Linked DNA regions of Homo sapiens: all the other regions are linked to region 1. The links are chromatin loops, found by intact Hi-C in ENCODE. Cell type or tissue: heart right ventricle. All regions are shown on one strand. Region 1 has its middle 26 kb from the start of PABPC4-AS1. Region 2 overlaps MACF1 (microtubule actin crosslinking factor 1). Region 3 overlaps MACF1 (microtubule actin crosslinking factor 1). Region 4 overlaps MACF1 (microtubule actin crosslinking factor 1). Region 5 has its middle 76 kb from the start of NDUFS5. Region 6 overlaps MACF1 (microtubule actin crosslinking factor 1).

Region 1 (4,000 bases):
TTTTTATAGACAGTGCGTATTTTTTTAGAGCCATTTGAAAGTAAGTTGGAGAGTTCATGTTCCTCTACCACTAAATACTTCAGCATGTATTTCATAAGAAACAGGGTATTTTTAATGTTACCAGGACATAGTTCTCAAAATCAGAAAACAAACACTGCTACAATACTATTCTCTCAACTGCAGTGCATATTCAGATTTCCTCATGTGACAGCACGTCATCCTTTTGGGGCTTTTCATGGTTGGCACGTGTCCTAGACTCATAGATGCGCTGCCCATCCACCCACACCACACTGCCCTGTTGCCTCACTCACATCTCACGCGCCGTCGCTGCATGCACTCTCCTTCCTCTTGCCAAGGATCCCGCTGCCTCTCTCGTGCTCCTTCTTACGTAGTGCAGAACTCTGTGTGCTAGAGAAAAGCACAGCCCTGAGCTATCTGGTCCCTCTTGAGTTGAGGAGCTCAGGTCTTAAGGGCACCTTGAGCAATGCCCAGTGGTCCTCCCAGATTGCTGGAGGTACTTGTCATCCATCGTCTGACTGGAAAACACGCCTTTTCTTCACTCCTCAGCCCTCCAGCATTGCTTCATACACTCTCCCTCTCAGCTGATGGTGTCGCTTATTTATAGAAACAATCAGAAGAGAACTATTTAGTCTTCCTGCAGCCAGATCTACTCCCCTGCCTGCATCATTCTCTCCTGCCTGGCCTGCTTGCCTTCCTGTGACAATGGTGGCCTCCCTCTTCTCCTACCTTTTGCCCCATGGTGTCTTCCCTCAGTCTCTTCCCTTGTCTCTTCCTCCTCCTAGTCTCTAAATTTTTGGAGGGACCCAGTGCTCACCATGGCTTTTCTGTATCTGTATTCACTCTTTACCTCAATAGTTCTCACCCTTTTACCCTAGCACCTGCCTCTTACAGCTCATGCTCTAGTGTGCTGAGATGGAAGTCACAGCTCTGCACCCTTCCAGTGAATGCCTAATTAAAAACACGGTATTGGCTGGGTGCAGTGGCTCACGCCTATAATCCCAGCACTTTGGGAGGCCGAGGTGGGAGGATTGCTTGAGCCCAGGAGTTTGAGACCAGCCTGGGCAACATGGCAAGACCCCATCTCTACAAAAAATACAAAAACCAGCCAGGCATCTTGGTGAACACCTATAGTCCCAGCTTCTCAGGAGGCTGAGGTAGGAGGATGGCTTGAGCTGGGGAGGCAGAGGTTGCAATGAGCCAAGATTGCACCATTTGGACTCCAGCCTGGGTGACAGAGTGAGACTCTGTCTCAAACGAAAAACCCCACAGTATTATTTCATAGTTGTAATATAAAGGGAAATTAAAGGAAAACAATTTGTAATAACATAATATGCATTTCAGTATTCAAATGCTTGGAAGCAACTACATGTATGAAGTACTTGAACATGTGTACTTCTGCCTAGAGCTGCACTTAGTAGTGTGGACTGATTCAGGTGTGTTGTTTTGGCAGAATCAAAGTAACATGATGTTTTGAAATAGTAAAAATCTCTTGGTAAAATTCTGAGCAAAAAGAAATGAAAAGTGACAGGATGGGTTGATTTCTGGAAAAATTTGATACAAAAAAATAATTCTTTGGATTTATATGGAACATGGAGTTAGGGTGTAGGCTCAGATCATTATAAATAGATTTTTCTTATCTACATGAATGTTATTCAGGGCTTTTGAAAGTCCAGGATTTAGAGTAACTCTCCATTACGTAGGAGACTGCAGGACATCTAGAGTCCCTCCCTGATCCCTTCCTTCCAATGCCAGTAGCACCGTATTACTGACCACCAAAAATAGACTGCAGTTTCTGGTAGCCCCTAGGGGGCAGTATGATACCACTGAGAACCCATGCCCTGGGCAATCACGCCGCCCAGTCCCAGGACTTTCAGTGAAATCACCGAGTTAAGCTTGTCCACATGGGTCACCATGCTGATGGCTCCCTGAGCTCCAGACTCCTGTCCAACCACCTACCTTTCACCTTTGCTGGATATCCCACGAGCATCTCACACTTCACATGTCCAAAATGTGGCCTTGGCCTTCTCCCCCACACCCTTCCTCCCCCTTTTCCCTGTTTCAGTAAATGACTCCACCATCCACTTAGCTGCTTGGTCAGAAACTTAGGCGTCATCATGGACTCCTGCATCACCTGCAGGCCACATCTATCTGACTTCAGGTCATCTCCTGGCCCAGCTACTCTTCACCCTTCCCCCACGACCACCAAGTCCTGTTTCCAGCCTGGCTTCTTCACCCTCATAGTCTGATCTTCACTTGGCAGTCAGAGTGATTGTTTTTAATCATAAATCTGATCACATCATCCTCCTGCTGACCCATCCTGCGCTGTGCGTGGGGACGCTGTCCTACAGGGTTAACCCACCTTGGGTCCTGGCACCTCTCTGTGCCCCTAGGATGTGCTGCCCCTCGCCCTCTGCATCCATAGGCAGTCTCGCTGTTCCTCAGACATGCTGAGCTCACTCCTGCCTCAGGGCCTTTGCACATGCCCTTTTCTCTCATGGAATGTTCTTCCTCCACTGTCCAGATGGTTCACACCCACTTCCTTCAGATGCCACCCATGTGTCCCCTTGGCTGAGAGGCCTACCCTGACCTCTCCCTAAAACAGGCTTTCCTGCCACCTCACTCTTCTTTTTAATCAGCTTCAGTTTTCTTCTTACGCTTATTACCTGAAATTGTGTTATACATTTATTATTTTACTTATTTATTTTCTGTCTCCCTTTCTCCCATGTCAGCCTCGTGAGGGCAGGACTTAGGCTTTCTTGTTCACCATTGTATTCTGGAACGGTGTCTGGCACACAGCAAGCATGCAATAAATATTTGAATATTTATTTTAAAAAGCTATTGGTTGTGCGTGGTGGCTCATGCCTATTATCCCAGCACTTTGGGAGGCCGAGGCCGGCAGATCACCTGAGGTCAGGAGTTAGAAACCAGCCTGGCCAACATGGTGAAACTCCGTCCCTACTAAAAATACAAAAAAATTAGCCAGGCGTGGTGGCGGGTGCCTGTAGTCTCAGCTACTTGGGAGGCTGAGGCAGGAGAATTACTTGAACCCAGGAGGCAGAGGTTACAGTGAGCCAAGATCACGCCACTGCACTCCAGCCTGGGCGACAGAGCAATACTCCGTCTCAAAAAAAAAGCTATTGACAGGCTGCTTTTTTATGTGCCAGGCTCCCTGATTGACTCTGGGAATCGAGTGGAATGGGGCCAGGTGCGGTGGTTCGTGCCTGTAATCCCAGCACTTTAGGCTTAGGCAGGCAGATTGCTTGAGCCCTGGAGTTTGACACCAGCCTGGGCAACATGGCAAAACCCTGTCTCTACAAAAATTACAAAATTAGCTGGGCATGGTGGTGTGTGCCTGGTCACAGCTACTCGAGAGGCTGAGGTGGGAGAATCGCTTGAGCCTGGGAGGTTGAGGCTGCAGTGAGCTATGATTGGGCCACAGCACTCCAGCCTGGATGACAGAGTGAGATCATGTCTCAAAAAACAAACAAAAAGAGTAGAATAGGACATGGTCCTCATATGAAGGGCGTACCCAGTCTAGAGGCCCAGCCATGAAGAGGGGGGTTTCTTATTGCCACAACGAGATGTAGCTCCTTATCCTACGCCCCCTAGTCCCCTGGCAAACCCAGGCTTTTTATTTGTTTGTTTTGTTGTTGTTGAGGCAGAGTCTTGCTCTGTCTCCCAAGCTGGAGTGCTGTGACATGATCTTGGCTCACTTGCAGCCTCAACCTCCTGGGCTCAAGCAATCCTCCTGCCTCAGCCTCCCAAGTAGCTGGGACTTATAGATACATGCCACCACACCTGGCTAGTTTTAAATTTTTTGTAGAGATGGGATTTTTCTCTGTTGCCCAGGCTGGTCTTGTATTCCTGGACTCAAGTGATCCTCCTGCCTTGGCCTGCCAAAGTGCTGGGATTACAGGCGTGAGCCACGGTGCCTGGCCCCAGGCCTTTTAGACTGAACTCAGACATCACCTCCTTCAGA
Region 2 (4,000 bases), 54 kb after region 1:
GTCTTGTTTCTAAACAGTTCATTGGTAGAGCTTCAGTTTCTGCCTCAATTAAAACCAATTGAGATAATCACACAGCAACATGGTCGGAGCTGAAGAACAGCAGCTAAAAAACAGGAGCCCCAGACAGCCCCTTTTCATGGTCACTTGGTCAGTTGACTTTATTACGCACAAAAAAAGACGAAAGCAAACAGGACTGGTTAACAAGTGTGCTGGTGAACTCCATTAAAGGACGAGCACGTGTTTGTCTTACGTCCACATTTTCAGAACAGGCTCGTGGAATTCATTCCTCAGTTTGTGGGAAGTTGATCGACCATTTAAATAAATAGCAAAAAAAGTGGATAAAACAAATCTGAAATTCACAATGTCACCAACGAGCCTATCCCTTGCCAAGGGTCTGGGTCCTGGTGAACACAAGAGTTACTGGTGTCTAGGCTGGATAGGGAGCAACAAATCAGTTTAAAACCCCAAATGTTCTGACGTTTTCTGAACACTTACATTTACCCCTGAATTCTAGCAGCTATTTGTCCTTTAAACACCCAGTACTGAAACAATATCCAAAGACAGTATTGCAATGAACTCCTTTTGCTGTATCATGTGCAAATGTTACTTAGATGAGGTTCCCTCTCTTTAGCTAAAAATCACAAAACATTAAACAATGGAAAAAGCCCTCCCCTCAGTTCTTGCTAATTGAGGTGTCCGTGATTTACAAAAAAAGAGTTCCTTAAACACTGCAGGATTCTTATTTTTTTAATATAATTTATCTTGCTGAGATAGCAAGTCAAGTTTATAAAGAAGATGCATTTAGGAATAATCCTAAAAGATAAAGCAGGTTTACAACCCTGCACCGCGCAGAAACCCTATTAATAGGCTTTTTTTTTTTTAATACACATTTGTATCTTGACCTTTTCACTTGTTTTTCTCAAATATTTCATTTCTGGGCCCCATCCATTACAGGGTTACCAGGAGGCAAATTTTATCTACATAAATATTCACATGAAAATAGTAACTTACAAAAAGAAAAAAAATAAGGCAGCTTCATAACACAATTATTCTTTTACACTTTTAACAATATAACTTCTCCCGTTCAGAATAAATATACACCCAATGTATGGAGCAGGATTCAAAGTGGATAGTGGCTTGGGGGTGCTTAGACAGTGTTATCGCTTGGGACCTGGAGTCCTGGGGGAGGCAGTGGTGGTCTTCTTAGACATGGTTGGGATTTTGGAAGGTTTGTTTAGCCCTCTCCTGGAGTTGCCTTGGCCCCCTGCAGCGCTGCTTTCTGAAGTGTCGGAACAAGCAGACTGCGTCTCTAAGAGGTCAAAGTCAGAAGCGTCACTTCCTCGCCGGCTGCTGGCTCGACTCCCGGCTCGACTCCCAGCCCGACTCCCAGGGCGACTGGCAGACTTTTTAGGGTCTGGAATTCAAGAATAAAACAGCAGACTTAATAGAGATGGCATGGGGTGGAAGAACAAGTGAGCAGAAGCTAGGGTTCTGATCCTGTGTGATCTTAAGCAAATCTCACAGCCTTTCTGCACCCCAGTTTCCTCATCCATACAGAAGTTGCTGAAGCCTTTTCTGGCTTTGTGATTCTACTTGAGAAGCTGCCTCCTGGGGATTAGAAAGCCACTCTATCAGCAGCACTGTCACCTTCCATGGCCCCAAAGTGGAGGCAAGCAAGGTTGCTCAACCACCTCAGCACAGGTGGGTGAGCCTGCCAGCCGGGCTAATCCATGGGCAGGATGGATAGAGGCAAAATGAGGGGAAGCAGCCAGCCAGGAAATGAAGGAAGATTCCTAGGTTCCCATGAGGAACAGTAGCAGGAGAACAGATGTGATCTTCCCCTGCCTTTCTTGGTTCAACAGCAGCCATAGTAAGTATGACGTGTTGGAAAAATTACTAGCAAGCTGCTCATCCCAACACTGGACTGGTGTCTGAGGAAGACCCACATTTCCTTTTACATTCTCTCAAATGTGATCATTTCTGATGAGAACGCATGGCCCAGCTTTGGCTGTGGAAGCATCTCATCTCAGAAGGAAAGCTTAAAGCTAGCTGTAATGACAGAAAAAGTAAAGGTCACTTGAGCATCTGCAGGTCTGTCTTTCTGGGCATCACACTAAGTGCCACTCTCATTACCCGCTCCTTGGGAGCAGTGAAACATTCCACATAGGCTGTTGTTTCCAAATTCTCAGCCTGGCTTGTAGGTCACGGGGCAGGTACTTACCTGCCCGATTAGTTTTGGCACCTGTGGAGGCCGGGGAAGAACTATTGCTGGTATCACCAGCAAGGGATGTCCGACTAGAATGAAAAGTTGGTGTTGGTCGTTTCAACTTGCTACCTGATGATGGGATAACCTTAAAAAAAATAATAAAAAGGTCACATTTTACTTGGTAAAATCTTTGCCAGAAATTCAACTTTAAAAGGTCTCCTTACACCTCCTTATATTTGCTTAGTTGAAAAGCAAATTAAAAGTCCAGGAAAACAAAGATTTCTCTTAAAGTATCCTAGGTCATATATTTTGATAATTCCCAAAATCAAAGTTTTATGTTCCAAATAAAAATTTCAAAATGTCTTCAAATACCTTTTGTTTTACTAATTTCCCCTAGAAATGAAAAAAAAAAAATCCTCAGTAAGAATACAATAGTTACAACAAACAATTATGGTGAATGAGTAAAGGAAAAAGAAATTCAAATAATACTAGGTATCAAGATTTTGGGGTTAAAAATTTGAAATGAGTTTTAGCCCACCTATTTGATATGGAGATTCAAGTATTACTCCAATCTTTTTTTATTTTATTTTTTTGAGACGGAGTCTCGCTCTGTCACCCAGGCTGGAGTGCAGTGGTGCAATCTCGGATCACCGCAAGCTCTGCCTCCTGGGTTCACACCATTCTCCTGCCTCAGCCTCCGAAGTAGCTGGGACTACAGGCACCCGCCACCACGTCCAGCTAATTTTTTTGTATTTTTTAGTGGAGACGGGGTTTCACCGTGTTAGCCAGGATGGTCTCGATCTCCTGACCTTGTGATCTGCCCACCTCAGCCTCCCAAAGTGCTAGGATTACAGGTGTGAGCCACCGCACCTGGCCCCAATCTCTTAACACTAAGTAGGTGCAGTAACTTTAGTAAGATCTTTTAGTCATTATCCTTACTGGTAAAATGCAGATAAAATTACTTAACTTGTGGATCAAATAAACTATGAGAAGCACACGACTGTGGGACTGAGACATCAGGAACAAGTCTGTGCATGAAGAACCAGGAGACCTGGGTTTGAGTCTGGGTTCCAGGACTGATTGAAATTAACACCTGTGTCTTTGCTTCTCTCTTGGGAAATCAGGGATTAAATCCTGCCTCTTTGACTTCATTTCTACCACACTCCTCATCAGTCCATCCCAGCCACACTAGCTTCCTTGCTGTTCCACCAATGGCCCAGTGAGGGTCCACCAGTCTTGTCCCCTTGCTGTTCATTTTGCCTGGACTGTTGTTGCACAATCACCACACCCCAAGCCTACCCCAGATACACGTGTGGCTCACCCCCTCATTCCCTGCAGGGGCTCTATTGAAAGGATGACCTTAGTAGAGAGGTCTTGTCTCACTACTCAGAACACTGCTTGTACACTTCTATTCTCTCCCCTGCTTCCTGTGTTCTGCACAGCACAGAAGAGGAACTCAATAAAAACTTGCATGAATAAATGATGAATAGAAGCATTTCCCAAACTGGAAAAGAGCTACATATTATTATCACTGCTACCAATAGGTGCTATGTTTCCTATTTGAGTGATTTTTTTTGGTTTTTTAGATAGTAGGCTTAACTGGAGGAAAAAGAGTATTTTAAATGTGTGGGTGTTTTTTTTTTTTTTTTTTTTTTTTTTGAGACAGAGTCTTGCTCCATCACCCAGACTGGAGCACAGTGGCATACTTCATGGCTCATTGCAGCCTCGACCTCCCAGGCTCAAGCAATCCTCCCACCTCAGCCTCCCTAGTGGCTGGCTTATTTTTGTATTTTT
Region 3 (4,000 bases), 180 kb after region 1:
TAGCCCTTTAATTTAGATGCTGACTCTTAAGTTGTACTTATAATCTTCAAGGACCATCTACCTATAAGCTAGAAGTAGGGAGAGGTCTCTACCTCTACTCAATAGATCACTTTTCCAACTGCTCAGAAATCACCAATATCAGTCACTCTCTAAACAGTATGCCACATGCTAATCCCCTCTGAACTGACACGTATAGGACTTTATGGTTTTCAAAGAGATTTTACATGTATTATCTCATTTGCTTTGTGGCACGACCTATAATGTAGGTAGACAATATAATACCCATATTAAGAGTAAGTGAATACCAAAAAGACGTTATATATCTTGACTAAGGTCATGCAGTTTGTTAACGAACAGAACTGCAACTCAAACCTGACTCTCTTCGCTAAACTGTACAAATGGACAACTAATAATCATCTACATTAGTGGAAGGGTAGCTGAATAAATCATACATGTGACAATATAAAAATTGTAAGTTTGGCCAGGCATGGTGGCTCATGTCTGTAATCCCAGTACTTTGGGAGGCCGAGGCTGGCAGATCACAAGGTCAAGAGATTGAGACCATCCTGGCCAATATGGTGAAACCCTGTCTCTACAGAAAATACAAAAATTAGCTGGGCATGGTGGCAAGTGCCTGTAATCCCAGCTACTTGGGAGGCTGAGGCAGGAGAATTGCTTGAACCTGGGAGGCAGAGATTGCAGTGAGCCAAGACCCTGCCACTGCACTCCAGCCTGGCAACAGACTTGAGACTCCATCTCAAAAAAAAAAAAAATGCAAGTTCTTAACTGTGAAATATGTCACTCATGTGTCCATGAAGACTGTCCCTACTAGGAAAAGCCATGGAAAATTAATTCAATAATTAGAGATTAAACTGTATTTCTGGGTAATAATAAGTAATTTGTACTTTTTATTTGTATGTACTGTGTCTATGTGCTTATACATAGACCTTCTTTCTATTCCAATGGAATATGAGTTCTTTGAGGAGAGCTGTGAGTTTTTGTTTTGAAACATATATTGGGATGTTCTTCCTGAATCTAGAAGACAGTGGGAGTTGTCAGTGTTCCTTACTACCTATACTGTTTATGCCACTACTTAGAGAAGGACTACAGATCATCGTCTAGTTTTAGCCTGTATCAACAACAACCTGATAGCCTCAGCTTCCCACATCATTTCAAGAAAGCTGAGTGACTAGGAGGCTGATGCAGGAGTATCACTGAAGCTAGGTTTTTGAGACCAGCCTGAGCAACAACATAGCAAGACTGTCTCTTAAAAAAAAATTAATGAGGCATGGTGAGTCCACACCTGTTACAGTGAGCTATGATCGTACCACTGCACTTCAGCCTGGGTGGCAAAGTGAGGCCTCATGTCTTTAAAAAATAAAAAAAAGCTGGGCGCAGTGGCTCACGCCTATAATCCCAGCACTTTGGGAGGCCAAGGCGGGTGGATCACGAGGCCAAGAGATCGAGACCATGCTGGCCAACATGGTGAAACCCCGTCTCTACTAAGAATACAAAAATTAGCTGGGTGTGGTGGCGTGCACCTGTAATCCCAGCTACTCAGGAAGCTGAGGAGGAGAATGGCTTGAACCCGGGAGGCAGAGGTTGCAGTGAGCCGAGATTGTGCCACTGCACTCCAGCCTGGTGACAGAGTGAGACTCCGTCTCAAAAAAAAAAAAAAAAAAAAAAAAAGCAGAAGAAAAAAAGAAAGCTGGAATGACAAATATATCTTGCTCAATTAGATAGTGAAGTGGGAGCGGTACTACAACCTTGTCTGTATATCACCTAGGTGTCCTTCATTCTCACCTTCCAACTCATCTACCTATAAGGCAGTTTCCTTCCTAGAATGGAGATACCACTTCATTAGGTTGACTGCTGCCAGCAAAAGGTGTCAGAGGAGCCCTATGACAGCAGAACCATTTTTGCTCTGTCCTCTTATAAGACTACCAGGGCTTTGGGGGACACAGTATAATGGACCTTCGAAAAGCGTCATGCAAGAGGCAGAAATCCTATTAATATAAAATATGACAATGGTCCACAAAGGCCACTGAACACAAGTATTCCAGCTAAGCCAATATTTTTTCTATAAAGGTGTCACCACTAAAATATATGATCCATGTGTTGTAAGTGTCCTAAATATGTAATCTTCTTTCAATCATTCAATAGAATGTGCCTGTATATGCCAGTTGATGCCCTTGAAGATGGTTTACTTGGTTGGCTCACTGGCTTATTTCTAATTCCTGGCATATGGCAGCTATTCAGTAATTACTAAATGAATAAATAAATGAGTAGAAATAAACAGTAAGAAGTGACTTCTGCTTTTTTGTTTTGTTTTGTTACAGAACAGGCAGCCTGTAAGAAACAGTGTGCGTTTTCAAGCCTAGCATCTAGAGGGCAATACAGACAACAAAACAATATCGAATGAGAAATGCTACAAAGTAGGAAAGGGTATAAGAGGAACTTATAGGCTGGGCACCTGTAATCCCAACACTTTGGGAGGTGAGCAAATCACCCGAGGTCAGGAGTTTGAGACCAGTCTGGCCAACATAGTGAAACCCCATCTCTACTAAAAATACAAAACTTAGCTAGGCATGGTGGCACATGCCTGTAATCTTAGCTACTTGGGAGGCTGATGCATGAGAATTGCTTGACTCCAGGAGATGGAGGTTGCGGTGAGCTGGGATCGTGCCACTGCACTCCAGCCTGGGTAACAGAGCAAGACTCTGTCTCAAAAAATAAATAAATAAATAAATAAAAGAAAAGAAAGAAGAGCATATGGGGGAATATATACCCTAACTTTGGTGAGTGGTGGTGAATTAAGGGCTTCCTAGAGGAAGTGAACTCTAAGCTGAGATCTGAAGAATGAGTAAAAATTAACAAATAGCTGGGCCCCCTCCGTTACTTTATGCAATGGAGAAGCAAGTAAGTTCCAAGAGCATGTAAAGGCCCAGAGGAAAGTGAGAGCACAGTTTAGCCAATAAACTGAAAGGAATCAATATAAGCAGATGCTCAAGTATAAAGGAAGGTGACAGATAAGGCCAAATAAGTAGACTAGATCCCAGTGGGTAGGGGCTGAGAGGAGAGTTAACCAGGTAATCTTGAGGGCAACAGGGAACCATAAAAAGGGCTAAGCAAGGATATGGCATTTTAGAAAGATTCCTTAGTAGTAAGGAGAATGGACTGGAAGGTAAAAACCAAGAGGCAAGAAGACCAGTAGAAGCTACTATAATAATAACAGTGAAAGCAGACAGTGGTTCTAAACTACAATAATATCTCAATAAAGATGAAGAAGTATAGCTGACTTTGAAAGAAATATAATTACCATAAGATTTGATGACTGATTTGACATAGGAGAGTGAGAGAGAGAATGGAATCTAGGATGATGTCCAGTTCAGACAATGAAGTGGGAATAAAGGAAAGAGAATGTTTAATTGTGGGAGGAGTATCATAGGAAATAGGAGTTCCATTTTCAGGCTGATGTGCTTATGGGCCCAAGTTGCAAATAGGCAGACAGATTTATATACCGTTTTGAAGCTCGGGACAGAAATCAGGGCTGGAAGGAAATGCATACACAGAATTCATTAGTGCAAATGGCAATTACAGTGTTGTGAGTAGATGAGACTGCCCAAGGAAAGTATGTTCTGAAAGATAAAAAGAGGGCCTAGGATACACCTGGAAACATCAGTATTTGAAAACCTGGCCAGAGGAAAGTAAGAAAGATGGTCAGGGCAGAGTAGTATTATGGAAACCAAGGGAGAAAGTATTTCAAGAGGAGTGGCCAACAGTGTCAAAGCTGCTGAGACATCAAAGAAGATACAAACTGAGAAGTGCTCACTGGATTTAGGGGCAAGGTGATTGTGGTTACTTGCTCAGGGCAGGAGAGATTTCTCTAGCATAGTGAGGATAAGCTAACACCCTTACCTTCATCATCTCACATTGCTTGTCCAGTTTCTCTGGGGCTTGATTCACCCCCATGTAACCATCAGTGGTGTCCAAGGCTCCT
Region 4 (4,000 bases), 65 kb after region 1:
TAGCCAATGCTGTGACAATTTGTAAAACATTTTGCATGTATCCACGATATTTCCTTAGGATAAATTTCTTTCTTTCTTTTTTTTTTTTGAGACAGAGTCTTGTTCTGTTGCCCAGGCTGGAGTGCAGTGGCCCAATCTTGGCTCACTGTAACCTCCGCCTCCTGGGTTCAAGTGATTCTTCTGCCTCAGCCTCCTGGGTAGCTGGGACTGCAGGCGCGTGGCCACCACGCTTGGCTAATTTTTCGTATTTTTAGTAGAGATGGGGTTTCACCATGTTAGCCAGGATGGTCTCCATCTCCTGACCTCGTGATCTGCCCGCCTCGGCCTCCCAAAGTGCTGGGATTACAGGCATGAGCCACCGCGCCCAGCCTAGGATAAATATCTACATGTAGATTTTCTGGGGAGAAAGGATGCATACCTAAGGTAAAAACATCAACTGATGAATGTCAACCATGTGTCAAGGTTGATAGATGCCAGCTGATTCCAAAATGTTTTACTAGCATACACTCTCCAAAATAATATGAGTATATTAAATTTACTTCATTCTGGCCAATTATTGTGCTATGAGCATGAGTACATACAGGAAAAAAGTCTGACAATTTGTTAGGTAAAAACATCTCTCTGCTGTTGTAACTTGCATGTGGAGGGTTACTACACACTGCTCTCTTGTTTTTGAAACCCTGTCCTCCCCTGGCTTCAAGGACGCCTGCTCCCTTGCTGACCACTCCTCCCTGCCCACTTCTAAAACATGGATGTCTGCTGGGTCTGTCCACAGTCCTGTTCTCCCCTTAGACTTGACCTGGTGATGAGCTCATCCACTGAGGCTTCAGTGCTACCATTATAGTCACACCCAACTCCAAATATATTAGTAGGGCAGGCCTTCCTGCTGGATGCCAGAAGTTATATCCAGCAACTGATTAGGCATGACCAGAGTCAGGAACCAAAACCCTGGCACCAACGTAGGTCTCTCCCTCCCAAGGGCAGTTCAGTCTATTGATTCTACCTTCAAATGCCTCTTGAATCCCTGAGCCTGTGCATGCCCCCTTGTACTCAGGTGTTTCATGGAGCACCTCCTCCCCACTGGGTAACTGTAGCAGCCTTCCTACTGGTCTCCTTGTTTCTCATCTCACCACCCACCCAGCCCTCACTCATTTTCTCATTCTGCAGAATGCATTTTTTTTTTTTTTTTTGAGACAGGGTCTCACTTTGTCACCCAGGCTGGAGTGCAGTGACACAAACATGGCTCACTGTAGCCTTGACCTCCCAGGCTCAAGTGATCCCCTGACTTCAGCCTCCCAAGTAGCTGGGACTACAGGCATGTACCACCTTGCCTGGCTAATTTTTGTATTTTGCAGAATGAATTTCTAAATGAAAATCTGTTGTCAACAGCTCAGAATCCTTCCATGGTGTTTCACTGCTTATAGCAGAATTCCCCAAGTGAGGTTTTCTAGGGTTTTCCTACAAAAGGGGTTTGGTCCTCTATATTTCCCTGCTTGGGAGAGCTTTAACTTGGCATCTCCCAAATTCATTTGACCGTGACTTTTCGTTTTTTTGAGGACCACATCTTGGGGACTAGGAAGCACAATGTGGTAAGTACCCAGGACCCAGTGGTCTGGCATCCATCACCTGGCCCCTCCTGCTGACCCGTCCAGAGTCTTATCTGGTCGCTAACCTTGTACATTTGGCTGCAGTCCCATGGGACTACTTGTCCCCTTACTTTTTCAGCTGTTGACACTTCTGTTCATATGAACTTGTGGTTTCTGTACCAAGAACATCCAGATCCCTTTTCCTTCTGGTCAAGTGTTACCTCCTTTAAGATGTGGCTGAAGCAACACCTCCTTTTCCTTTTTCAAAACCTTTTTTCTTGAGATACAGTCTCACTCTGTCGCTGAGGCTGGAGCGCAGTATATACACACATACACTTATACACACACACAAACATTTATTTTTATTTAGTTATTTTTTGAGATGGAGTCTTGTTCTGTTGCCCAGGCTGGAGTGCAGTGGCACAATCTCAGCTCACCACAACCTCCGCTTCCCCGGTTCAAGTGATTCTGCTGCCTCAGTCTCTCGAGTAGCTGGGGTTACATGTGTACACCACCAGGCCGTTAATTTTTGTATTTTTAGTAGAGACAGGGTTTCACCATGTGGGCCAGGCTGGTCTTGAACTCCTGACCTCGGGTGATCCGCCCGGCTCAGCCTCCCAGAGTGCTAGGATTACAGGTGTGAGCCACTGTGCCTGGCCATATATTTATTTATTATTATTTTTTGCGACAGAGTCTCCCTCTATTGCCTAGGACGGAGTGCAGTGGCATAGTCTCGGCTCACTGCAACCTCTGCCTCCTGGGTTCAAGCGATTCTCCTGCCTCAGCCTCTCGAGTAGCTGGGACAACAGGGTCATGCCACCATGCCCGGCTAATTTTTTTATATTTTCAGTAGAAACAGCGTTTCACCATATTGGCCCGGCTGGTCTTGAACTCCTGACCTCATGATCTGCCCGCCTCGGCCTCCCAAAGTGCTGGGATTACAGGCATGAGCTGCTGCACCCGGCCTGTATTTTATTTTAAAACAGAGATGGGGTCTTGCTATGTTGCCCAGGCTGGTCTTAAATTCTTGGCCTGAAGTGATCTTCCCTACTAGGCCTCCCAAAGTGTTGGGATTGTACACGTGAGCCACTATGCCCAGCCCAATTATGTCCTTTTCCTGATACCTTCTCCATCTTCATGGGCAGAGTCATCTCTTCCCCTCTTGCTCTCTCAACCATTCATTTTACCAAATAGAAGGGCATGTATTCACATGTTTGTTCCCTGCACTAGGCTGAGAGCTTCTGCAGGCAGGGACCATCATCTTAATTTACCTTTGGATCCCAGTGCGAGGCTTGCATTTAGGGTTTCAGTAAGTATGTGTGAAACAGAGTAGCCTCTGTTTCTCTGAAATAGCCTCTGAAAACAAGTCTCTCAACAGTTTCAAGGAATGGATCTCGCAACCTTCATGAACTCACTAAGTGCTTCCATTGAGAAGTGCTCATTATTTCACGGGGATGAAGAACAGAAGCACCAAGCTGTGTTAAAGTGAGGAGTCAGTGGCCAGTGGGGCTCACTCTCTCGCTGTGTGACCGGCTCTCTTGCACAGCAGAAACAAATGCAAATCCATGAATTTTCATGACTGAAACCACAAAGTTAAATTTGTGACTGCCAACACCTACTATATATAGAATATTAAAGCAATTTAAAAGAGCAGATAGAATAGCTTTCCATAAGAAAGATACTACAAGAAGGAAGATTATCCCATGTTAACAGCAACCTTTGCATTTTGTGATCTGAGGACCTGTTTAATTCTATCACAGGATCCTATGCTGATCTCCTATATCATGACCCTGTTAGCCCCAGAGGCCACCATGAGGTAGGTACATTGTAACGCCTCATTAAATGACTGCTGAGGGCCCAAAGGGTGTCTCACTTGCTTTCCTAGCTGGGTGCATGCAGGATGCTGGGAAAATACAGTTCATAATTTTCTCAGGGTACGCTTACACGTCATAACGAAACAAATAAACATAATGAGACAGTCTCTGTTTTCATAAGGAAATCTCCAGCCAATGGTCACCTCTTGGGATAGTATTTCACTGGCCAGAGATGCAAAGACGTGTGAACAATTCTCTAACGTCATCCTTCCAGGTTACTACAGCCATGCCAAAGACACGCAACATAGGCATTAAGGCAATCTGAGACTGTAAACAGTGGTTAGCTAGCTCCTGCACGCTTCCATGAGGCCTCATTAAGAAGGTCTAAACTCAAGTGAAAAATAATGGCTTACTTTAATTGGGGCTTTAGAGGCTTGTCTTCTCCCTTTTATTTTCCTTCCTCTCTCTGTAATTTCCATCTTCTTGGTCCTTATGCTCTTAAGCTCACAATAGTAAAATTCCCACATTTCTGGTGCTCTCATCTCGGTCAAGAGACCAATGAATAATTAATTTATCCCAAGCCATGCCTAGCTAATATTA
Region 5 (4,000 bases), 440 kb after region 1:
GATCAAAAGGGAGAAATGTGGGAACCTGAGACGGAACCAGGACTGTTAGGGAACAAAGAAAGGACTCTGGAGCATAGCTGGTCAGGGAAGAAAAGGGGAAGCCAATTATTCTTTGTCATCAGGGGAAAGGAAAGAGTAAAGAAAGGAAACTGGAAAATATGGGTAGGGATTTATTAGGGGCCATTTTGAGGACAGAGCTCCCAACATCATTTGATCCAACATTCGGTTGTGTATCATTCAATCCCAATATTCATGGAGTGCGCTGGAGCCATGAGCAGTGAATGAAGAACTCTGGTCAATGTAGGTGACACGTTGTGCCCGCCACCCCCCATTTAGCAGTTATCCTCCCCTGTTAGCTTGATTTTTCAGGAGGTCTGGAGAGGTGGTTGTGGGTAAGAAGTTACACTGGCTGATCTCACAATAAGGGCACATTAGCAAGTAAAAAAAGAATTCATGCAACACTGAGCAACCAAAATTGGGACTTGGGCTTCCATTCCAGTTCCCATTCTCAAGAGTTTGAAGGAGAAACTTCTTAACCCCAGGCTAGGGAAGGTGTCTTTGTACCTTGTGAGTAGTGCCAAGTATTTTGGTCAATGCTCAGCACATTGGTAACAAGTAAAACAAATGACGCTTTTCGCTAATAGGTGCATGCTGGTTGTTTCCACACCACACCCTGATCAGAAATCAGGTGAGCAAGTCATTAATCATATCTTTTCCCATCAAGTTTTGCTGGCCTGCCCAAGTTGTGGGCATGAAGATCATGCAGGGAAGGGCCTGAAAGAGGACAGGGAGGATCCTTAGACAAATGCTCATTTCCTTCCAGTTTAATCCTCCGTGCTAAAACAAACAAACAAACAAAACTAGTTCTCAGTTTGGTGTCAGCTGCTAATGAGCTCAGTTTACAAAAAGAAGGGGAATAAGTTTGAAGTATATGCATTTTTCAGTAAAAGGCTTTTAGCGGAAAATGCAGGATGAGTTGCTGATTGATGGCACAAGCACATTTTTCGTAAACAGCAGAGAATATAGAAATGCTAACTCTGGGGATCTTGACTGTGTCAGTGCTGAGTCATCTGCATTTCCCATATTATTTTATACCAGCAGGCCTAAGAAGGCCCAGACAGAAATCACGCATACAAACACCTCCACACAGACATCTCACCCCCACACAGACATCTGCCTCCTTATGTCCATTACACTACATAGAAAAGTCCCTCCATTCCCACCTGGGGCTGCTACACGCGCCACTTTGTGAGCAGGTTCCTCAAGATGTGTGACTGATGCTTGCCAAAGGTGAAGAAAGAACAGGGGCAAAAAGGGGAAGAGTCCGCTGTGAGAATCAGAGAAGACCTGGGGGCGTTGCAGGGAGAAGGCAAGGGGTTGAGATTCCTTTTAAGAAACACACAAATCAAAGAAGAAACTTCTGCTTTAGGTTGTGGCTAGAGAGCTTCTCTAAGACTCAAATTGCTTTCTTGACAAAATTTGCATTTAAATGCTCCCAGGAGATTTTGAAATAATGCATTCTTCTAATGAATGGAAAGTGGGGAAGTCCACATGTTTGGCTGATGTTCCTGTTTTATACAGAGAAAATTTTACAAGGCTAGAGGAACAAAGCGGCTGCCAGGGGGGATGGGAAGAAGGAAGTCTATGAAGGGGAGGTTTTTCGCTTCTTTCAAGCAACAGTCTAAATTTATAGCCAGACCACACAGTCGCAAAAGCTCTGAGGCTTTCTCCTTTTGGTCTTTGATTTTCTTTTGCTCCTGATGGGTGAGACTGCTGCTGCATTTCTAAGAAGGCTGCAATGGGGGAAGCAGAAGGATGTACTCGGAAGGGCATCTAGTGGAAGAGAAGAGTAATACAAGGAAATTAATGCCCTTTATCCTTGGTGTCCTCCCAATTAAAGCCTCATCAAATACCCCTATCCCTAAAGCCCTGCCACTTTCTATTTCTTTCAGCGCCTCTAATGTGTTATCTCGCCTCAGGGCCATCCAACCGACTTTCCTCCCAGATTATAACCCTTCATCACTCTCCTTTGGCCTGGCTCACTCCTACCCATGCTTCTGCTGAAACTCCCCAGGGGAAAGCCTTCCTTGACCCCCCCCCCGCCTCCAATTAATAGGTCCTCCTCTACCCTTTGGTAATACTCATCACACTTGAAGTTATGGTACAGTGTCTCTCATCCTTACTAAATCGTAAGCTCCCTGAGGGCTGAGACTGTTTGTCGTCTAATTCACCACAGGATCCTTAGCACCTAGCAACTGATCTGGCACATATAGGGCACTCATTAACTATTTCGTCTTTCTTTTCTTTTCTTTCTCTCTCTCTTTCTCTCTCTCTCTCTCTCTTTCTTTTTCTTCTTTTTTTTTGACGGAGTCTCGCTGTCGCCCAGGCTGGAGTGCAGTGGCGCGATCTCGGCTTACTGCAGGCTCCGCCCCCCGGGGTTCACGCCATTCTCCTGCCTCAGCCTCCCGAGTAGCTGGGACTACAGGCGCCCGCCACCTCGCCCGGCTAATTTTTTGTATTTTTAGTAGAGACGGGGTTTCACTGTGTTAGCCAGGATGGTCTCGATCTCCTGACCTCGTGATCCGCCCGCATCGGCCTTCCAAAGTGCTGGGATTACAGGCGCGAGCCACCGCGCCCAGCCTCTTTCTTTCTCTCTCTCTTTTCTTTCTTTCCCTCCCTCCCTCCCTTTCTTTCTTTCCTTTCTTTTTTGAGATGGAGTCTCGCTCTGTCACCACCCAGGCTGGAGTGCAGTGGCGTGATCTCGGCTCACTGCAACCTCCACCTCCCGGGTTCACGCCATTCTCCTGCCTCAGCCTCCCGAGTAGGTGGGACTACAGGCGCCCGCCACCATGCCCAGCTAATTTTTTTTATTTTTAGTAGAGAAAGGGTTTCACTGTGTTAGCCAGGATGGTCTCCATCTCCTGACCTCGTGAACCACCCACCTTGGCCTCCCAAAGTGCTGGGATTACAGGAGTGAGCCACCGCACCCAGCCAACTATTTCTTTAATGCTATGCATAGTGGCTCACACCTGTAATCCCAACACTTTGGGAGGCCGAGGCCAGAGGATTGCTTGAGCCCAGGAGTTCACGACCAGCCTGGGCAACATGGCAAAATTCGGTCTCTAAAAATATACATATACACACACATATATATATATATACATATTTTTTTTTTTTTTGAGACAGAGTCTGGCTCTGTCACCCAGGCTGGAGTGCAATGGTGTGATCTCGGCTCACTGCAACCTCCACCTCCTGGGTTCAAGTGATTCTCCTGCCTCAGCCTCTCAAGTAGCTGGGATTACAGGCGCCTGCCACCATGCCCAGCTAATTTTTGTATTTTTAGTAGAGATGGGGTTTCACCTTGTTGGCCAGGCTAGTCTTGAAGTCCTGACCTCAGGTAATCCATCCACCTCGGCTTCCCAAAGTGCTGGGATTACAGGCGTGAGCCACCGCACCTGGCCAACTATTTCTTTAATGCTATGCATGGTGGCTCACACCTGTAATTCCAACAATTTGGGAGGCCGAGGCAGGAGGATCGCTTGAGCCCAGGAGTTCAAGACCAGCCTGGGTAACATGGCAAAATTTGGTCTCTAAAAATATACATACACACACACACACACGCGCGCGTGCATTTGTATATTTGTTTACTTTATTTAATTTAATTTAATTTATTTATTTATTTGCAACGGAGTCTCACTCTGTCACCCAGGCTAGAGTGCAATGGCGCAGTCTGGGCTCACTGCAACCTCCACCTCCTGAGTTCAAGCCATTCTCCTGCCTCAGCCTCTCGAGTAGCTGGGATTACAGGCGCCTGCCACCACCCCCGGCTAATTTTTGTATTTTTCGTAGAGATGGGGTTTCACCTTGTTGGCCAGGCTAGTCTCAAACTCCTGACCTCAGGTAATCTGCCCACCTCAGCCTCCCAAAGTTCTGGGATTACAGGCATGAGCCACCGCACCCGGCCTAAATTTTTGATTAAATGCATGAATGAGTGAACCAG
Region 6 (4,000 bases), 220 kb after region 1:
ATCACTAAGCCAGTGCTGTGGAAACATAAGTACAGAAACAGGTTGTATACTTTCCATGCTAAAAAGGAGTCAGTCTAAGGTGGGAAACAAGGACACGGTCTACAGCTATTTCCACATTGTATATGTGATTGTGCCCTGGAATGTTTGTGCCAGGACTGCCTCCACATGTCATGGTCTCTGCTTTCCTGATACACACTGGGATGCCAAGGACAGGCAGTACTCTATAGAGAAATGTGCATAGAACTTGTGTTTGAAACCTGGCTTCACCACTTATAACATATGAAACCAAAATAAGTCATTTAGCCAGAGTAAGTGTTGGTTTTCTCATCTGTAAATGGAGAGAAAAATCTCTTCTTGTCCACCTCACAGAGTGGCTTGTGAGAATCAAATTAGATAACAGCTAAGTGATTTATAAACTTATGGCACAACCACTGACTGTATCCAATTAATCCATGATTTTATTAAGGTGAAAAGGGAAAAAATAAATAGAAAAACCTAGTCCTTTCTCTTCCCTTTCTAGCTAGACATACTTCTCAGTCCCTTCTTCTTTGAATACATATTAAAATATATTTAATGACATTCTGCCTTATTCAAATGCAAATTTAAATCAGTGTCATGCCATCCAAAATTGCATTTCTCTGCTAACCCAAAGCAATGAATATGTTAGGTCAACCTCCTAAGAAACTCAGAGCAACTCACCCGTAATGTCGACCAATGGGCCTCCAGAGCTGAGAGATCTGCCAGTACTACTTCTTCTTGACTCAGCTTAATCTCATAACCTTTGACCAAGAGTTCAGCATCCTGTATGCTACGTACTATAACATCAACTGTCTTTAACCTGTGGGGACAAATACACATTCCTTCATTAACACATGAATTTTAGGAGCCAGGGTTATATACCTGGAGTGCTATAGAGAGGTTCATAAAACATAATAACCAAAATCAATGTCACCATTTTTAGATGTTGACAGGGTTTTGTGAAAACAAGTAAATGTGGTTTTTATGCTGCCAATTTAAGCCAATTCAAAATAAAGTTCTAAGTGGCATTGGAACATGCATACATGTGGTGGACTCATGGAAGAAAGGCATGAAGCCAGAAACCCATTTTACACTATGAAGAGTTTAAGATGCGCTACTCTTCAAGGTCATAGGTAGAGATGGGTGGGAAGAGGGAAGACCTTCAAAGTCTAATACCTAGTGTAACTAAAAACTTTTCTTTTTATTCTTTAGTGTCTCTTCCTTTGTCTTTATGCCATTAAGTATTATTTTCAGAAATATTTAATCAAACAGAAGTGAGGTAAATCATAGTCCCAACACTGCAAATTAATTCCCCTTTCATATCACTGGCACTTCTTCACTGCAGTCCAAATGAACCTACTTAATGTTACTAGGAACTGAAGCCAAGACCTCTCATTATCAGTATATGCTCTTCAGGATCTATAATCTCTCTGTATTATTCATGAAATACTTTAAGCCTTTCTCTTTCTTATCCCAATGGAAAATATTGCTCTTGGACCCAAAACCTCAGCTCACTCACTTATTCAGATATACAGTAGAGAGACCATAGACATGGTCCATCTTCTCCACCAGCAGATTCAGTTCTGAGCGCAGAGTTGGGACACTTGAACTAGATGGAGACTGATGGAGAAAGCTGTCACATTTCATAGAAACTGCATCCAAGTCTGACCTCAATTGCTGTAAATCCTCCTGGGTGTGCTGCCAGGAACAAGACACACATAAAGAGGGAGACAGAATTGAACAAAAAAGGTAGAAAGAAGTCCACATTTGTAATAGCTAAATATTGGAAACCACCTAAATGCCCATATATAGGAGGCTGGTTGAATAAACTATGAAGCAGACATACGATGGAGAATTATGCAGCTGTAAATGAAATGAGAAAGATTTCTGTGAATTAAGTGGTTTTAGGATATATTTTTAAGCAGAAAAAGCAAAGTCAACAGAGTATCTATAGCATGTTATATTTTGTATATAAAAGAAGGGAAAATGAGAAAATATATGTGTATATGTTTATACAAAGAGACAGACAGAAAGGATAACCAGAAACTAATGAGATGAAAAGGATGGAATTGAAAGGATCGAAGGAAGGCAAAGGGGATAAAAGGACTAGCTAGAGGGGAATACACTTCTTTTTGTATAGATTTGACTTTTAGAACCATGTTAATGTTTTACATTCTTGTAAAGAAATAAATAAGGAAAATTTAAGGGTGGCTCTCAAATGGAACACAACAGAAATATATAAGCCTAACTGTATTTCAGATAAATAACATAATCACACTGAAGGGGAAGAAAGGGTAAGAACACACACAAGCAATTTCTGAACTCAGTATTCGAACTATAGATATACCTTTAGGCTAAAGACATAAGGAACTATAAATAAATGTTAAACTCTAGTTTGGTAGGTTTGTTTACTGCAGTGAGTTAACAATTCTGAAACTACTATCTGTAAATGCTAGGACTGAACAATAAGTAAATATACTGTGGATAACATAAAGCAGGTTTTTCTCTCTTGGGGAAGGGGGTTAAAAATATGGAAAGAGGCTAGAATAATCCCTGTGCTATGGGTTGGGAACTGGATGGGGAGACAAATACATATGAATTTGTGTGTGTGTGTGTGTGTGTGTGTGTGTGTGTGTGTGTGAGAGAGAGAGAGAGAGAGAGAAAGAGAAATTGAGAGATCAATAAATATATTGATCTATATCTGTAAACTTACGTACATGTATATGTGTGTATATGTAACACGTGTGTGTGTGTGTATGCATATATATATTTGTAAATATATGTTTTCTTTTTTTTTTCTTGAGACAGAGTTTCGCTCTTGTTGCCCAGGGTGGAGTGCAATGGCACGATCTCAGCTCACTGCAACCTCCGCCTCCCGGGTACAAATGATTCTCCTGCTTCAGCCTCCCAAGTAGCTAGGATTACAGGCACACGCCACCATGCCTGGCTAATTTTTGTATTATTAGTAGAGACGAGGTTTTACCATGTTGGCCAGGCTGGTCTCCAACTCCTGACCTCAGGTGATCCACCTGCCTTGGCCTCCCAAAGTGCTGGGATTATAGGCGTGAGCCACCACACCCGGCCTATGTTTTCTAGCTCTGTCTGCTAAGTGGGCCTATAAGCAATAATACTCCAACAACAATGAATACATTTGGTACCCAGATCTTAGTTTCTAAATAATATTCTCTGCCCAAAAGAATCAGAACTCCTTGGAGAAACAGTTGATTTCCAGGGTTGAGACTGGAAAAAGCAAGATGAACCTGGAAGATCTTATTTTGTCAAAAAGAAAGAACTTCAATGGGCATCATGACCCATGCCTGTAATCCCAGCACTTTTGGGAGGCTGAGGCAGGAGGACTGCTGGAAGCCAGGAGTTGGAGACCAGCCTGGGTAATATAGTGAGACCTCATCTCTATTTAAAAAAAAGAGAAAGAAGGAAATAACTCAAAAAATGATGGGGACATGTTAAAAGGACAAAAAAGCCAGCTTGAAGGGGCTTCCATTGGCTAACTTTGGGAAATTTTGAGCATCAAAACAATGAAAACAATGACAGTAACAAATTACACACCATTGAATAAAATAAGAATCCATGAGTATATATTGACATAAATAAATAATGAAAGAAGAAAGCAAGGGAAGGAGGGAAGAAAAAAAAAGGGAGGGAGGGAGAGAAGGAAGACAAACTACAGAAAAGGAAAGAAGGCCTGGTTTTTCCTTTTCCATAGAATGTACATGTTTTTTATGTAGAAGGAACGACAGAATTAGAAAAGCAGCTTTTGGCAACTATGATACTAAGAAGTGATTCAGTCAAGAATTAACAATGGATGCTAAAACTAGTTGGTGAAAATTTGATGAAAAATAGGATATTTACATTGTCTCCAGTACCTCCCCATAGGATACTCAGTAATTACAAAGGGAAAATAGGAACCAGAGATGAAAATTAACATCACCAGTAATGTCATATGTATCCTTATATGACACAC

The links. A loop is a pair of places that touch in the nucleus more often than their neighbours do. Peaks named below come from ENCODE experiments on the same cell type or tissue, not always from the same donor. Only the 100,000 strongest peaks of a DNase experiment are listed, where the experiment ranks them.
Region 2: a loop joins it to region 1, with 2.1 times the contacts of the local background. A loop is called at or near these places in 29 of 110 quality-filtered maps.
Region 3: a loop joins it to region 1, with 2.5 times the contacts of the local background. A loop is called at or near these places in 9 of 110 quality-filtered maps.
Region 4: it touches region 1 in a loop (2.4-fold over the local background); 28 of 110 quality-filtered maps call a loop at or near these places.
Region 5: a loop joins it to region 1, with 2.3 times the contacts of the local background. A loop is called at or near these places in 69 of 110 quality-filtered maps.
Region 6: a loop joins it to region 1, with 2.1 times the contacts of the local background. A loop is called at or near these places in 3 of 110 quality-filtered maps.

What each region holds. Positions count from the first base shown.
Region 1 is chr1:39,537,214-39,541,213 of GRCh38, reverse strand. It overlaps the pseudogene PPIEL. Among named protein-coding and RNA genes, the nearest start is that of PABPC4-AS1, 26 kb to the left of the region's middle. In heart right ventricle, CTCF peaks have their summits at 1,624 and 1,825 (motif pointing right); DNase peaks (open chromatin) are centred at 323 and 1,883; H3K27ac peaks cover 1,702 bases.
Region 2 is chr1:39,482,952-39,486,951 of GRCh38, reverse strand. MACF1 (microtubule actin crosslinking factor 1) reads right to left here. Exons shown (of 101, transcript NM_001394062.1): 100 at 2,222-2,351; 101 at 1-1,414. The coding sequence ends at 1,158. Among named protein-coding and RNA genes, the nearest start is that of BMP8A, 6.7 kb to the left of the region's middle. In heart right ventricle, no CTCF peak of the experiment used is centred here; no DNase peak of the experiment used is centred here; H3K27ac peaks cover 1,211 bases.
Region 3 is chr1:39,353,150-39,357,149 of GRCh38, reverse strand. It overlaps MACF1 (microtubule actin crosslinking factor 1), which reads right to left. Exons shown (of 101, transcript NM_001394062.1): 44 at 3,919-4,000. Among named protein-coding and RNA genes, the nearest start is that of BMP8A, 140 kb to the left of the region's middle. In heart right ventricle, no CTCF peak of the experiment used is centred here; no DNase peak of the experiment used is centred here.
Region 4 is chr1:39,472,659-39,476,658 of GRCh38, reverse strand. The region is part of intron 97 of MACF1 (microtubule actin crosslinking factor 1); the gene reads right to left. Among named protein-coding and RNA genes, the nearest start is that of BMP8A, 17 kb to the left of the region's middle. In heart right ventricle, no CTCF peak of the experiment used is centred here; DNase peaks (open chromatin) are centred at 934 and 1,650; H3K27ac peaks cover 1,414 bases.
Region 5 is chr1:39,100,536-39,104,535 of GRCh38, reverse strand. It overlaps a transcript of MACF1 not described here. Among named protein-coding and RNA genes, the nearest start is that of NDUFS5, 76 kb to the right of the region's middle. RefSeq lists enhancers at 986-1,541, 1,655-1,764, 1,785-1,834. In heart right ventricle, CTCF peaks have their summits at 1,631 and 1,831; a DNase peak (open chromatin) is centred at 1,665; H3K4me3 peaks cover 454 bases; H3K27ac peaks cover 2,180 bases.
Region 6 is chr1:39,313,229-39,317,228 of GRCh38, reverse strand. MACF1 (microtubule actin crosslinking factor 1) reads right to left here. Exons shown (of 101, transcript NM_001394062.1): 27 at 1,538-1,716; 28 at 700-838; 29 at 1-15. Among named protein-coding and RNA genes, the nearest start is that of MACF1, 110 kb to the right of the region's middle. In heart right ventricle, no CTCF peak of the experiment used is centred here; no DNase peak of the experiment used is centred here; H3K27ac peaks cover 493 bases.